Regions from separate parts of the Homo sapiens genome. Here region 1 is linked to region 2. A link is a contact called in ENCODE Hi-C or POLR2A ChIA-PET data. All regions are on one chromosome and are shown on one strand. Each heading gives the region's core, a stretch centred on a gene start or an enhancer-like site at or near the end of the contact. The rest is flanking DNA. Distances are from core to core; before and after follow the strand shown.

Evidence for each region. A loop is a pair of places that touch in the nucleus more often than their neighbours do. ChIA-PET counts read pairs that join two places held with the same protein, here RNA polymerase II (POLR2A). Pooled maps may share reads with other maps.
Region 1: a loop to region 2 is called in a map of heart right ventricle, with 7 times the contacts of the local background. The contact joins two enhancer-like sites. A Hi-C loop is called at or near these places in 2 of 168 maps with a recorded cell type or tissue (MCF 10A and heart right ventricle), 1 of 37 single-sample maps with no recorded cell type and 5 of 50 pooled maps. POLR2A ChIA-PET finds 5 or more read pairs at or near these places in 3 of 52 experiments (GM10248, WTC11 and activated CD8-positive, alpha-beta memory T cell).

What each region holds. Positions count from the first base shown.
Region 1 is chr17:12,978,536-12,986,140 of GRCh38, reverse strand. It overlaps ARHGAP44 (Rho GTPase activating protein 44), which reads right to left. Exons shown (of 21, transcript NM_014859.6): 19 at 5,908-6,083; 20 at 1,233-1,610. Among named protein-coding and RNA genes, the nearest start is that of ELAC2, 36 kb to the left of the region's middle. Within about 2 kb of position 1,983, at least 15 of the 41 ENCODE cell types and tissues checked have a DNase peak (open chromatin) inside an H3K27ac peak, as active enhancers do; they include heart right ventricle, where a contact is called at or near this core.
Region 2 is chr17:12,924,682-12,932,116 of GRCh38, reverse strand. ARHGAP44 (Rho GTPase activating protein 44) reads right to left here. Exons shown (of 21, transcript NM_014859.6): 7 at 3,071-3,188. Among named protein-coding and RNA genes, the nearest start is that of MIR1269B, 11 kb to the right of the region's middle. Within about 2 kb of position 4,407, at least 5 of the 41 ENCODE cell types and tissues checked have a DNase peak (open chromatin) inside an H3K27ac peak, as active enhancers do; they include heart right ventricle, where a contact is called at or near this core.

The sequences.
Region 1 (7,605 bases), core at 734-3,233, 56 kb before region 2:
GCCGAATCACCAGATGGCTCTTCCCCGTAATATTTAAATCTGACCCAGTACAAACACTTGCAAATTGGACTAGCCTTTTCAAAGGCAGCACGGAGCTGAACCCCACAGGGTCACTGCTTCCGTCTAATCACGGAAGAAATAAATCACTCTTTTGGAGAAGGACGTGGAGGGAAAAGTGCATTATCACAAAAAGTCCCAGTGCATCCTAGGACAGCACTGTTCTTTGAAATGGGTGAGTGGGTGTGTGTGTATGTGGTGTGTGTGTTCCAACCCAAGCTGCCTCACCTTCTGCTACTTGGGACAACACTAGGTACACATATGCTCCAGCTCACCGCCATGCTACTGCACTTTACTAAGTGGGTTGGCTCTAGCCCAAGACACAGCTCAACCCTGTGCCTGTCTCCCTGAACAAGGAAAATGCTCAAATGACTTTAGCAGCCACCACAAATAGGCCCCTGACTTTATAATCTTATGTGGTTGAAGTGTCTGGGGAGATGTTCCAAAAACATCCCGTTCCTTCCAGCCAATGAATGGTTTTGGCTAAACGTGGTGTGTGTTTGCGATTTTGTGCTTACAGATTTTTCTGGGGGAAGAGAGCTCCGTCTTTGTTTCTAAATTTAAGCCCAAACTAAATTAAGTCGTTGTGGGTTTGTCCAATTAGCTCCTCAGGGAATTGGCCAGGGAGGGGAGTCTGGTGGAGGAGAATGGAGACATGCATGTTTTCTGAAATTCACCCCTCTCTAAATATCTATCTGGAAGTATATTTTTCTAGCAAGGCTTATTTTAGTAATAGTAAAAAACATCTTGGGTTCTTAGCCCCTGTTCTCCAGATAAGCATTTATACCTGTCAGTTGCTTGGGCTCTATCCAGGAAATACCTGAGTTTTGATGCTGTTTTGTGATCATAACCAGCTTCCAGCCTCTCCTGAGGCCCCACTCCAAATGACTCAGTGTCTTCAACCCCCGATAATAAGAGCAAAAACAGAACCCCAGGCTGGTGGGCTTAGACCGAGAGAGATCCCATAAGAAGCCCCTGTGTGGGACACATGGATTCCAGGGTTGCTTTCCATTGGTGGGCTTCTAAGGAGATCTTATGAGCTACCCCTGGTGCCAGCCCAGTCATCCCAAAGCACGCAGGAATGTGTTCACTGGCAGTAACACTAGCAATCCCTCCCCTAGGCACATTTCACTAAAGTTCATAAAAAAAAGTGAGGGAGCCTGTGGCTTGGTTACCTGTAGACATGCTTTCCCCAGGGGACATGCCATCTAGCATGGGGGCCTCCGTGGACTGTGGACTAGAGGCCGAGAGGTTTACTGTGGGAGGCTGAGGAGGCGGCAGAGTAGGTCTCTGTCGCGGCTTAGGAGTGGGCCGCGATTTGCTCAAAGTGCTTGTAAAGACAGAAGGAGAGGCCAGGGGAGGAGCTGCAGCTGGGGAGAGCTGGCCCGAGGCCAAGGAGTACCCCTGAGGGTAGCTCAGTCCATAGGGTGACGGGGTGCTGGGCGGGGTGGGGGACAGGCTGACTGGGGACGGCTGGCCAGCGGACTGGTCTGCCATAGCCCCCGGCTGGCCAAAGGGGACCTTGGGTGGAATCGGTGCCAGCTTCTTTGAAACTGAAAGAGAAAACACAACACAACAACAAAACACAAAGTTGTTGAATGAAGCCACTTGTGGGGCCTGTTCACACACCCTTCAGCGTTCAAAGCTGTCCCCACCTCCTGCCCCTCGCCACCCACCCACACCTCCCTGCCCTGCCCCCCGGCCTCTTGCCACATTGACAGCAGCCAATACAATTTTTAAAAATTAACCGAGAACTGCAAGTTTTCCTATCTTCCCATCTGTTAACTAATTTTTCCTCCTCTTTTCTGGATTTCTGCCCTGATCTACACACGCACACCCAGCCAAACTAGAGAACAAATTTCCCATCCACAGGAGTGGGCTGCCTTCCCAGTGGTGAGAGGCATCGCTGCTACTCTCTGAGCAAGAGTGAGTCAGTGGGGCAGGGTCCAGCAGAGGATGACTCCAGTTCAATTTGCTGTAATGGACAGAGGAGCCCTGACACAGGGGCAGGTCCTCGGGATAGAAAACTGACTTTTGGCTGAACCTGTCCAGTGGCTTCTGGCTCCCCTAACAGTGATATGTGAGCAAATCCTCCGGCCACAGAACCCCTGTTCCTTCATTACTTTATATGCTGTGCCTCAATCCTGCATCCCTGCTGCTGAGGCTTTCTTCTCATTCTTGTTTCTTCCTAGAATTGTACCCGCTGGTCTAAGCATGTATGGATCGACTGCATTTTTCGTTGTTTTTCTGGGGTTTTTTTGTTGTTTTTTTTTCTTTTGGAGACGGAGCTTTGCTTTTGTCGCCCAGGCTGGAGTGCAATGGCGCGATCGCCGCTCACCACAACCTCCGCCTCCCAGGTTCAAGCAATTCTCCTGCCTCAGCCTCCTGAGTAGCTGGGATTACAGGCGCCCACCACCACGCCTGGCTAATTTTGTGTTTTTAGTAGACACAGGGTTTCTCCATGTTGGTCAGGCTGGTCTTGAACTCCCAACCTCAGGTGATCCGCCCGCCTCGGCCTCCCAAAGTGCTGGGATTACAGGCGTAAGCCACCACGCCCGGCCAATCAACCGCATTTTTCAAAGTACATTATTGCCCTGACCTCCTTTGCCTTACCTTCATTATCCTTTTCCCAATCTCCCTATAGGATGACAAATCCATTATACCTTTAATTGAAAATGAATTGGTAAAGACAATAAATTCAAACGTCCAGGAGATACTTGATGGGCAAATATCTTGAGAGAGTGATCACTAACCTGTTAGGCTTAAGTGAGGACTGGCTGTGTGTGGGTCTGATTCCTTTTTTTTTTTTTTTTTTTTTTAAGATGGAGTCTCGCTCTGTCACCCAGGCTGGAGTGCAGTGGCGCGATCTCGGCTCTCTGCAAACTCCGCCTCCCGGGTTCATGCCATTCTCCTGCCTCAGCCTCCCAAGTAGCTGGGACTACAGGCGCCTGCCACCATGCCCAGCTAATTTTTTGTATTTTTGGTAGAGATGGGGTTTCACTGTGTTAGCCAGGATGGTCTCGATCTCCTGACTTCATGATCCACCTGCCTTGGCCTTCCAAAGTGCTTGGATTACAGGCGTGAGCCACGGTGCCCAGCCATGTGTGTGGGTCTGATTCTAGAAGGAATTATCTTGTAAGTCCTAAGGGAGAGGTCAGAAGCTCTTCCTTCTCCCCACCCCACCCCCACTCCCTCCAAGGAACAAGGTCTGTTAGGAGGACACCTCATGTATTCTCTGGGTGTGTCAGTCTGCAGTGTGGACAGAAGGACATGCCCTTCAGAATCCTACCAACGTGGGCTCAAATTTCTATCCTGCCACTTACCCGCTGTATTCCCTGGGTCAACTTATTCAAACATCTTCTATGCAATTGGAGGAAAAAGATTTTCTCTGCAGCAGTGTAATAATTAAATGAGATCATACATGTCAAGTACCACATAATCATGACATAATAAAACCACTTAACTTTCCAATTTCACTTTTCAACTCTACTTCCTGAGTACAGGGGAAGTGCTTCCAGCAGCTGCTACTGCAGCTCATGGCAGCCACGTGGTCATGGGTGACAGACGCAGGGGTACCCCTGGATGAGAAGCAGGTGGAGACCCTAGGTATCAATGCTTGCACATGCCTTCTCACGAAGGAGCTGGGGGACAGAGGATGCATCACCATGTCTGTGATGACATTTACCACTTCCGGTGGTGACAGGAATAGGATGTGAAATTGTCGGCACGCTGTCAGAAGACTGAGGTGTCAAAAAAAAAAAAATTAAAAAAAAAGACCTGCTAAGTGTGCCATCTGTGGGCATGATGGGGAGTAGAGAAGAAATGTATACCTTTCAAAAGATGGGTCTGAGCTATTGAAGGTCACTTGGGAAAGGGACCTGAGTCACTCTAGGCTACACTGGCTGCCTAGGTCCAATGTGCTGCAAAAACGAAAAGGGTCAACCTGTCACTGGCATTAGGAGGCTGGGTGGCTGCTACAGGAGCCCTGGCTCTCCCACTGGACGAGACAATGACTTAGCCATCACCCCTGTATTGTAGTGCTGTGGGGAAAGTTAAAGGACTCTTTTTTTTTGGAGACAGAGTTTTGCTTTGCTGCCCAAGCTGGAAGGCAGTGGCACGATCTTGGCTCAGTGCAACCTCCACCTCCCAGGTTCAAGCAATTCTTGTGCCTCAGCCTCCTGAGTAGCTGGGATTACAGACGCCCACCACCACGCCCAGCTGATTTTTTTATATTTTAGTAGAGACGGGTTTCACCACGTTGTCCAGTCTGGTCTCAAACTCCTGAGCTCAGGCAATCTGCCCATCTCAGCCTCCCAAAGTGCTAGGATTACAGGCAGGGGCCACTGCGTCCGGCCAGTTAAAGGACTCTAAAACAAAGAGGTGCCTGGCCGGGTACAGTGGCTCACGCCTGTAATCCCAGCACTTTGGGAGGCCGAGGTGGGCAGATCACCTGAGGTCAGGAGTTCGAGACCAGTCTGGCCAACATGGTGAAACCCCATCTCTACTGAAAATACAAAAATTAGCCAGGTGTGGTGGTAGACGCCTTTAATTTCAGCTACTTGGGAGGCTGAGGCAGGAGAATCGCTTGAACCCAGGAGGCGGAGGTTGCAGTGAGCCGAGATTGTGCCATTGCACTCCAGCCTGGGGCACAAGAGCAAGACTTCGTCTCAAAAAAAAAAAAAAGACATAACCAAGAATATGGCATCTAGACCAAGGAGAAACCATTGGTGCTGGAGAAATGCTCTGAGATGCTGAAATCTCACGCCGGCACTTTGGCCCAACTCCTATTCAACCTTCACGATGTCGTTTCCGCTGGGCCACCTGTCCTAACTCCTGAGTCGAGAAAGCATGCTCCCAGGTGTCCTTACAGTACCCTGAGTGTCTCCCAGCACAGTGCCAACACCTTTGCCTTATCATTGCCTTCCTCTCTGGAAAGCACAGAGCTCTGTACATAGCAGGATTTAATAAATTTGTGTAGAATGCAAAAGGAATGAGTAGGGATCGAATAAGATCCACGGGCTTGGTGAGGGCAGACAAAGAGAATGAAACTGCCACTGCAGATCGGAACTAAGGGGGCTGGAAAAGGGCCTGTCATGAAGGCACATGTGGATGAGCTAAATCCGGGCCCTATTCGACAAATCCAGGAGTTAAAAGCCGCTCCTAGAAGTGCGAGTGGTCTGAAATTAGAACACACAGGATGATGTATTATTTTAGACGAGTGAAAGACTCTGCAAAGAGATGACACAGGTAAGAACAAACCAAAAAGGTTCAGATAAGTACGCTCAGTACAGCTCCCCATTTATGAAATGTCACATGGAGCATACCTTTAGCTTTTGGAAGTGATTATCTGAAGAGATAATAACTGGTCAGTGTGGCCATTCTTGGGCCATTCAGAGCTGAGACTCAGGTACTACAGAAGCTATCCTGACTCCCTCCTGTCACCCTGTACGAGTGATCTAGGGGTAGGCAGCTGTGCCAGGCTGCCCTGCGGGGAAGGAGACTCCTGTAGATGACCCTATACAGCTTTTCAAATGACAGAGGTAGGGCCCGGCAGGTCTCTGGAAAACACACATCATTGTGGACAATGAATTTTGCCCTGGTGGCATCATTTGGTGTATGGGAAGCACTGGCCTCTATACGCCCCTAATGAGCCCACCTGTCAAATAAGTAAACTGAGGAATAATAGAGAAAGGATCCCTTTTAACTTCCAAAGCTCTAATGTCCAGATGGGAATTAGTCACTAAACCACACAGTTTCTCAATATCCAAGTTCATAGAGGAAAACGAGCCTTCAGGGAATGTCACAGCCACCTCCGGCCTGAGACCAAGGAGAAGGGAAGCAGGGCCATACCTTTCCGGAGGGTGTGAGGACTCTGGTCTGCAGGCGGCTGGCTGGGGCTGGGGCTGGCGCCCGGCTGAGCTCCAGGTTGAGCCCCTGGTTGAGTCCCTGCACAGGCTGTGCCCTGGCTGGAGCCTGGACTTCCTTTCTGTGCAGAGCCTGGAGAAAGTTCCTTGCTTTTTGTTGTGCTGAAACGAAAGCACATGAGACAAAAGAAAAGCCCTGAACTCAGTGAGCGGCAGCACCAGCCTTGCCGATGGCCACCCTGTGTGTCCTTCTGGGCCCCGTGCAAGTCTGTCCCAGCTCTGGTCTGTCTTGGCCCCTTCCTAAAACCTTCGCAGGTGCCCCTTGGGGTGACTGCCCTTCCTGGAGCTCTGATGGCCTGGGTTCTGCCCCCATCTCTGTGGCACTTGGCACTCACTGCCAATGCCCTTTTCATGCCTCTGCCCTCCTCTCTTCAAGGAGACCGTGAGCAATGTGAGGGCAGGGGCCTGAGCACCTCTACCGTATCCTGCCATCAACCCAGGAATTCTAGAACATTCTCAAACTGGAACACCAAAGTGCTTTTCCTACTGTAGCCAAGAGGACTTCTCAGGGCCACTGTGCCCAACGAGTGCTGATGACACGGACTCCTGCTGCCAAGCTTGTGGCCCAGCTCTCCAGCTGTTTGCCCTGAGCCTCCAGCCACCCCCCAGGCAGGAGGGATTCTAGGACTCATCCTCAAACTCAATACCCATTCCAGCAGAAGCTAGGGTGGACAGAAATCCAGGCCATGCCCTTAAATGTGGGCCAGTTTGAGTCCCAGTCCCAGGCTTCAAGAGAGGTGAAGGTCGATGGCAGTGAGGGCTCTGGCCTCTGACCTCTGGAATTGACAATGAGGCACCCTAGGTCACCAGGTTTCCTAAAGAGGATTCATCGTTACTGCAAGGCTGTTCCTCAGCCTTCTTCTGAGGATGAAGCACGTATTAGAAGACACCTCACTCTACACCACAAACCAGGGATTTGTCATCCTGATACGCTGATGGTAGATATTACTAATTGATCTCCACACTTCCCCCACAGTGTTCTCAATCCTTTCCAAGAAAATTCTCCAGGTGGCCTTTAGTGAATCAGGGGAGATGCCCCACAGTTGGGAGCCATCTGTCATCCGTGCTAGAACCTACCTGGATTCTGATGCCCACAGGTGGGGCATGAAGAGTCTGGGAACCCAAATCCTCTGCAATGGCTGTTTCTATCCCACAAGAGCAGGCACAACCTGGGCCGGGCATGGTGGCTCATGCCTGTAATCCAGCACTTTGGGAGGCCGAGGCAGGCAGGTCACCTGAGGTCAGGAGTTTGAGACCAGCCTGGCCAACATGGCGAAACCCTGTCTACACTAAAAATGCAAAAATTAGCTGGGCGTGGTGACATGTGCCTGTAATCCCAGCCACTCGGGAGGCTGAGGCAGGAGGATGGCTTGAACCCGGGAGATGGAGGTTGCAGTGAGCTGAGATCGTGCCACTGCACTCCAGCCTGGGCAACAGAGGGAGACCCTGTCAAAAAAAAAAAGAAAAAAGAAAAAAGAAAAGAAAAAAAAAAGGCAGGCACAGCCTATTTCTTTCCTAAACTGATCTAGAAACTCCAGGTGTTAATTTGGAGAAAATTCCAATAGGAATAGAGCACTCTCGTCCACTGAGGTGAGAAAGACTGGGAGCAGGGAGCTGGGCCGGG
Region 2 (7,435 bases), core at 3,158-5,657:
CCTTTTCAGAGAAGTAAACTGTCAATAGGTATGAAAATTTAAAAATGTATGCATAGACTCTGACCTAAAAATGTCACTTCTTGGAATCTATCCTATAGAAAAAAAATTACCAGGGTATAAGGATATACATATAAGTATATATTTATTGTATCATTTTTGGGAATGCCAAAAACTAAAACTAAAACACACCAGTTTGAACATCCATTAATAGGAAAATAGCTAAATAAATCATGATATGTGTGTGTGTGTGTGTGTGTGTGTGTGTGTGTGTGTGTATCCCTACTGTGGAATATCATGCAATTTATAAAAAAGACTAACGGCTGGGTGCGGTGGCTCATGCCTGTAATCCCAGCACTTTGGGAGGCTGAGGCAGGTGGATCATGAGGTCAGGAGATTGAGACCATCCTGGCTAACATGGTGAAACCCCGTCTCTACTAAAAAAATACAAAAAAATTAGCCGGGCGTGGTGGCGGGCGCCTGTAGTCCCAGCTACTTGGGAGGCTGAGGCAGGAGAATGGTGTGAACCCGGGAGGCGGAGCTTGCAGTGAGCGGAGATCCCGCCACTGCACTCCAGCCTGGGTGACAGAGCAAGACTCCGTCTCAAAAAAAATAAATAAATAAAAAAGACTAAGTTAGAACTACAGCTACTAACCTAGAGAGATGTTCAGGATGTGGTGTTAACTGAGAAAATTAAATGGTAGATTAATATAAATAATATGACTGTTTTATTAAAAACAAACATATAGGCCGGGCGTGGTAGCACACACCTGTAATCCTAGCACTTTGGGAGGCTGAGGCGGGCAGATCACCTGAGGTCAGGAGTTTGTGACCAGCCTGGCCAACACGGCGAAACCCTGTCTCTATTAAAAATATAAAAATTAGCCAGGAGTGGTGGCATGCGCCTGTAGTCCCAGCTACTCAGGAGGCTAAGGCATAAGAATTGCTTGAACCCAGGAGGCAGAGGTTGCAATGAGCCGAGATCACGCCACTGTACTCCAGCCTGGGTAACAGAACAAGACTCTGTCTCAAAACAAAACAGAACAAAACAAAACAAAAACAAACAAACATATAAATAACTAGAAAAATGCTATGACTATGTATGATTATGAAGAAAAGTCTGGAGTATGATATAACAGGTTCTATCTAGCACTGGCTTCCTTATCCTTATAACTGTTATGGCTGCTTGGCACCTAACAAAGTGCATTGTCATAATGAAGTCTTAACAAATATTGGTGGGGAGGTTTCTACCCTGTTTGGAAACAGAAAGGTTGCTGGACAGGAAGGGAGAGAATATTAGTGTTTTTCTTTATATATTTTTGTATTTTTTAACTCATTATGCTGAACATGTACTACGAATCTTTGAAGAGGAAATGAATACATTTTTGGCACAATAGCGAATATAAGCTAGACAGGAATGGATAAAGCTACTGAACTTTTATCCTGATCTATTTGGATATTCACATCCAGCATCCTTGCTTACCACCACCCTCTCTTGTCTATTGAAAAAGAAATTAAAAGAAAAAAGAATTCTTAACAGAGGAACATAGATCCATGGTAGATAGTTAAAAAATAGACGGTAGGCCAGGCACGGTGGCTCACGCCTGTAATCCCAGCACTTTGTGAGGCCGAGGCAGGTAGATCACCTGAGATCAGGAGTTCATGACCAGCCTGGCCAATATGGTAAAACCCCCGTCTCTACTAAAAATACAAAAAAAATTAGCCAAGCGTGGTTGTGTGCACCTATAATCCCAGCTACTTGGGAGGCTGAGGCAGGAGAATCACTTCAACCTGGGAGACGGAAGTTGCGGTGAGCCAAGACCGTGCCATTGCACTCCAGCATGGGCAACAAGAACGAAACTCTGCCTCAAAAAAAAAAAGAGAGAGAGAGAAAAGAATAAAAAAAGAAAACACAGTAAAAATGAAATTGGAAGGAGAGAAGAGTTATGCTTCAGGAATACCACACACGCCAGATATTTGGCATATATGCAGGAGTTCAAATGACAAATCAGCTGCACTCACAAAAAATCTGGCATATGAAGTACTAGTCTTACTTTGCTTGGTTCCATAGTACTGTAGGCTGGGAGATAATGAATTCTTTAAAAATCTTTCAATGTTTCTAATTCTAGAGAGAAATTCTCCCTGATTCTGAATGTCACCTGAATGCAAGGTCAAAGCCACTTGCACAGGGTGGCTGTAAGAGAAAAAGCCTATGGACAAGCTAAGACTAGACAGAGCCATGAAGAACAGAGATGTCCACAGGCAAACTGGTTATTCTCCTTCAAAACTGGATGTGATTAGGACAGGTTCCCAGAATAGTTACAGAAATGTGATGTTTTTGTTCCTTGGGTCTAAATAGAGTTTTGGTTTCCTTAGAAACCCAAGCTGACATATATGCAGGTAAAGAGATGTACATATACACAGAGCATCGTGAATGGTCTATTGCTACCTAAGTCCTGTGAAATATTTGCAAGAAAAGGAGATGGGAAACATCTGAATGAGTACAACGAAGGACATCATTACACGAGTACAGAGTCGCAGTTTTCAGAACGATGTCCTCTCTCTTAACAAGTGGGAAGTTTTCTTTTCTGTGACTCTTTTCATGGCTAGCATTTCAACTTCATAGATAAGTGTCTTCCAGGAGGCATAGGATGGATAAAGCAACTCAGGAAATATCAAAACGCAGCCAAAAAGGAAATAACTAAGTATCAACAGTGAGTCAAGGCTCATCTATGGTCAAATTCTCAACTGTCCTGTGTCACCTAGAATTTATTCTTTGGGACTCAGATGATTTACAAAAGCTTCACACAGAAATAAAGGTCATTCCTCTTTGCCTAGCATGCAGGACCACCAATGATAAATGAATGCTGCCTCCCTGTCTAGGTCACCATCAAAGCCCCAACTCCTTGGGTTCATCCTGGACTCCTTGGAGATGCTAGCCGGCGGGCTTGGGGACATTCAGTTCAACTAGAGCCTCACTGACAGAGTTTTAAGAGAACTCCAGTGAACAAAAAGGGAATCCCTGAGGGCTCCCCAGCCTGTCCCAGTAGAGAGGAGCAAAGAGGGCAGGTACCCTGCAAATCTCCACTCTGTTGGCAGCCTCTTCCATTTCTTCCCTGAGGGCATCAGCCTTGGCACCCGCAGGCTGTAAGCTGCTGGACAAACCTGAAGACTTGGAAGTCTGCTGCCACCTGATGGAAAATAGGAGAAAAAGAGATGTGAGACAGGTAGAGCCCTGGGGATCCCATGGGAGCACTGAGAAAACATCTGGTTACAAATATCACCCAGGGAACTACATACCCTCACTGGAAAAGGGAGGTCATGAAAAGGCACCAAGGACTAGGCAAGGAGACAGTGGGCCCATATTTCCATGCGTCAACTGCTTACTGAAGCTGAGAATCAGCTGCCCCTTCAGATAGGACGAGCATCCCCTGGTTTGTCACTATTTTCTCTATTGTCTTCCAAACACTAAAGCCAAATGGCAATCACTACTGCTGTCTTTTTAAAAAAATTAATGTTATTTTTAATGGATAAATCATAATCATATACATTTATGGGTACAATGTGATGTGTTGGGATATATGTACACATGTACACACACACACAGTATGGAATGATTAAATCAAGCTAGTTAACATATCCATCACCTCACTTACTCATGATTTTCTGTGGTGAGACATCTGAAGTTTAATCAGGGTGATTATAGTAATATACTGTATATTATATATTTCAAAATAACTATCACTGCCCTTTAAGCACAGTCTCTATCATTGGTTTAAGTCCCCTGCCTATCCTGTGGGAATTTGAGTATGGAAATCCTCACCTTCTTGGCTTGAAGCCAGTGACGTATGCTAAGTGAGAAGACATGCTGGTAAGATTAAAAACAAATCTGATAGCAAAAATCTCCACTGGTAAGCCCAAAACAATTTTTATGGCAACATTTAGATTCCTCATGAATGTTTTCTTAAAAATTTGGCCTTCTAACGAAGTCACTCAGAAAACTTTAGGAGGAAATACAAATATTTCTGGCTGCTGTGTTATCAGCAGGGAATTACCAAAAGTAGGCATAATTGGAAAGATGGTTCCAATTATGCTATAGTAGTAGCTGAATTAGGTCTCAGCAGTGGGTTCCTCTCCTGAGTCTGTAAACTCAATGGGTTATAGAGGCCAGCAAGTTAAAAAAAAATAAAATAAATCAAATGGGCCATTATCTTAAAAACTAGTCCGCACGATCCTCTATTTCCTACTTGTAATGGAGACAGGAAATATAAAACTATTTCTCAGCTCTAAGAAAAACAATCCTGTAATCAGGAGGACAAACAGCAGCCAAGGCTGGCTTTAGTCTTGGGAAGTCAGGCGGGAGCAGGGGGAGCTGGGAACTTGGTAGGAGGGATCCTGCCTTGTTTAAGAGAGGGTAGCTGTTCATGAGCTCCAGCTGATGGGGCTGAGGTGGGCAGGAAGCTGGGTCATGGGTTGCCAGATGTTTCAACTGACTAGAGAAGGAGGAAATTGTTATGTGAACTCTCCCAAGTGAAATGTGGCAACAAATAATTTCTTTTAAAAACCATGCAGGCTAACAGCATACAGACCAAACAAGAGAGCTCTGGGGGCTCTATCTGGATCTCAGACCATCAGTCTGCAGCCTCTGATGCGAGGACAGAAAGTAGAATGTCATTCTCATGTCAAGAGTCAAGAATCTAATCATTTAGTATTTTCTCTACTCCACTATTCTTTTCTCTTTTGCTATCTGCAGGAAAAACAGAAGAATGCAAGGCTCTATAATACAAGAAATGGAAACTAAAAGTCTCCTTGCTGTTAGCAAAAAGGAGCAAAAATGAGGATTCTCTGTCACTTAAAGAATGCAATCACGGGAAAATTACTTTAAAAAGGTTTTGAGACATCAAGCTGGCTTGAAGCTCCAGAGATGAACACATGTTCTCTGAAAGATTCCTGATTCCAAGATAAGAATTCAGGGCAAACTAGAAAGGAAATATTCTACTGAAAGATGTTTCAACATCTAAGTTGAAAAAAAAATAACAGATCAAGATTAGGAAGAATTCCTGGGTAATTTTTTCTTATAAAGGTTTACCCTATACAAGTGATATATTTGATTAATACTCTCCCAGTTGAATCATTTCAAATAAAGTATTAAAGTGTTGTGGAGTTTTGGAGAATAAAATACGAGATGCCATGGCTGTAATTTAGATCTCAGACAATAACTACAACACAATGGTAGATTATGGAATTAAGTTAGAACCACCATCTGACTCATGCTACCTGAAGAAAAAATAACTAACCAATATGAAAGTGTTTAAAATATATATAAAGTGACTACAAACACTAAGTAGATTTTTATGGCTTTGTAACTCAGGATTAAATTTTTTAAAAAACAGAATCATACTAAATATAGGTATATTAAAATGAAGACATTTTCCCAAGTTCCTTCTTTTCTTTTTATTCTCATCTATTTTTTCCTCCAGATTTTATCCTGTAGTCAGTATCTTGATGCTTTAAAAACATATACATTTCCCCTTTTTATAAGAAATTTTATTTACAATTTACAATGTTATATATATAATATATATGTATGTATAATATATATGCATATATAATATATATACATATATTATACATACATATATATTATATATATTATATATGTATATATATTATGTATATACATATATATTATATATACATATATATTATATATATACAATATATATTATATATAATACATATATAATTTTTTTTTCATATCAAGTCTCGCTCTGTCACCCAGGCTGGAGTGCAGTGGTGCAATCTCAGCTCACTGCAACTTCCACCTCCTGGGTTCAAGCGATTCTTCTGCCTCAGCCTCCCGAGTAGCTGGGATTACAGGCACATGCCACCATGCCCAGCTAATTTTTGTATTTTTAGTAGAGACGGGGTTTCGCCATGTTGGTCAGGTTAGTCTTGAACTCCTGACCTCAGGCCATCCACCCTCATTCGCCTCCCAAAGTGCTGGGATTATAGGCGTGAGCCACCGTGCCTGGTCTATTTTGATATTTTAAAACAGTGACAAGATGTCCAAAATATGTTCTCTTTGTGGAACATAAATAGCAAACAAAATACCAAGGTAAACTCTTGTCATGTGAACAGACGAGTTTTGTACAGATACTCATGCTGGAAAAGGTGACATGAATTTTGTACAGATAGTCATGTTGGGAAAATTTTGTACAGATAGTCATTTTGGGAAAAGTAACACGAATTATGAATTTCAAGGTTTGGTAGTCTTTTCAGACCTCTGTTCTACACATAAACTCAAGAGTTGGGCTGCTCTGTCAGAGGAGAAACAGGAACACTAGACATTGTCCAAGGAAACTTTGAGCTTTGAAAGTTGAAGAGCAGAAGGATCATTTCTTCTCACTAAAGTAGCTGATGTACCACCATCCTTCTCTGGGGAAAGAGGACTTGTGACTATGTGATCTGGGGGAGATGAAGATGGGACACAAGCTTTAATGAAGCCTTGGGAGAGATGAGAGAGAAGGGAGAGGAATAAGGGTTTAAAATTTCAGGTACCAGGAATATGTAAAGAAGGCAAATGCAGGTCAGTTCAGGACAACAGAATGTCCAGAAGAAGAATTTTAAAAGGCAGACAGGAGAGTGTCTTCATTGGGGCATTCACTGTTCCTTCTGTCTAGTCTTGCCCCTTCCTCTGCCATGGGCATCCCCCACTTTTTAAGTTCCTGCTTCCACTCTGCAGTAATGTGTGGTCAAAAAGGGGACTGCCAGGTTCTGCATGACCCAGGCAGTGAGTGGCCCAGGTGAGGGCCTCTGATCCAAGTCAAGCCTGTGCCATCCTTCCTCACACTGACCCAACTGACGAGTCATGGAAGTGGGCATATGAGCAAAGTCCAGACAAATGGAGTCCCTCTTTGGCACTTTCGGAATTGGGGCAAAAGGAAGAGGGCTCATAGTGGGGAGACATGAGCCCATGCGACATCCAGTGACCTTGAAGAAATCAGATGTGAGAAAAAGACACCTGTATGGGGAGGGGTGAGAGACGAGGAATGAGTTTTGATGGCCATCGAGACTCCACTGCCAGTTCTAACAAGACTTCACACTGCCCCGCCTCCAGAATTCCACTTCTTAACTCCATAGCCTGCACAGTTTCCACTCCAAAACCCTCCTGTCTTACTTACACTAGTTCACTTGCTTCCAAAGAAGGTAGGGCTTCCATAACAAAGTACCACAGACTGGGTGGCTTAAACAACAGAGGCTTATCTTCTCACAATTCTGGAGGCTGGACATCCAAGATCAAGACAGAGGCTGGAGACCTCTATCTGTGACTTGCAGATGGCTGCTGTTTCTGTCCTCACACAGCTTTCCTCTGAGTGCGTGTAGAGAGAGAGATCACTCTTTCTCCCTATAAGGCCACCAATCCTAGTGAAATAGG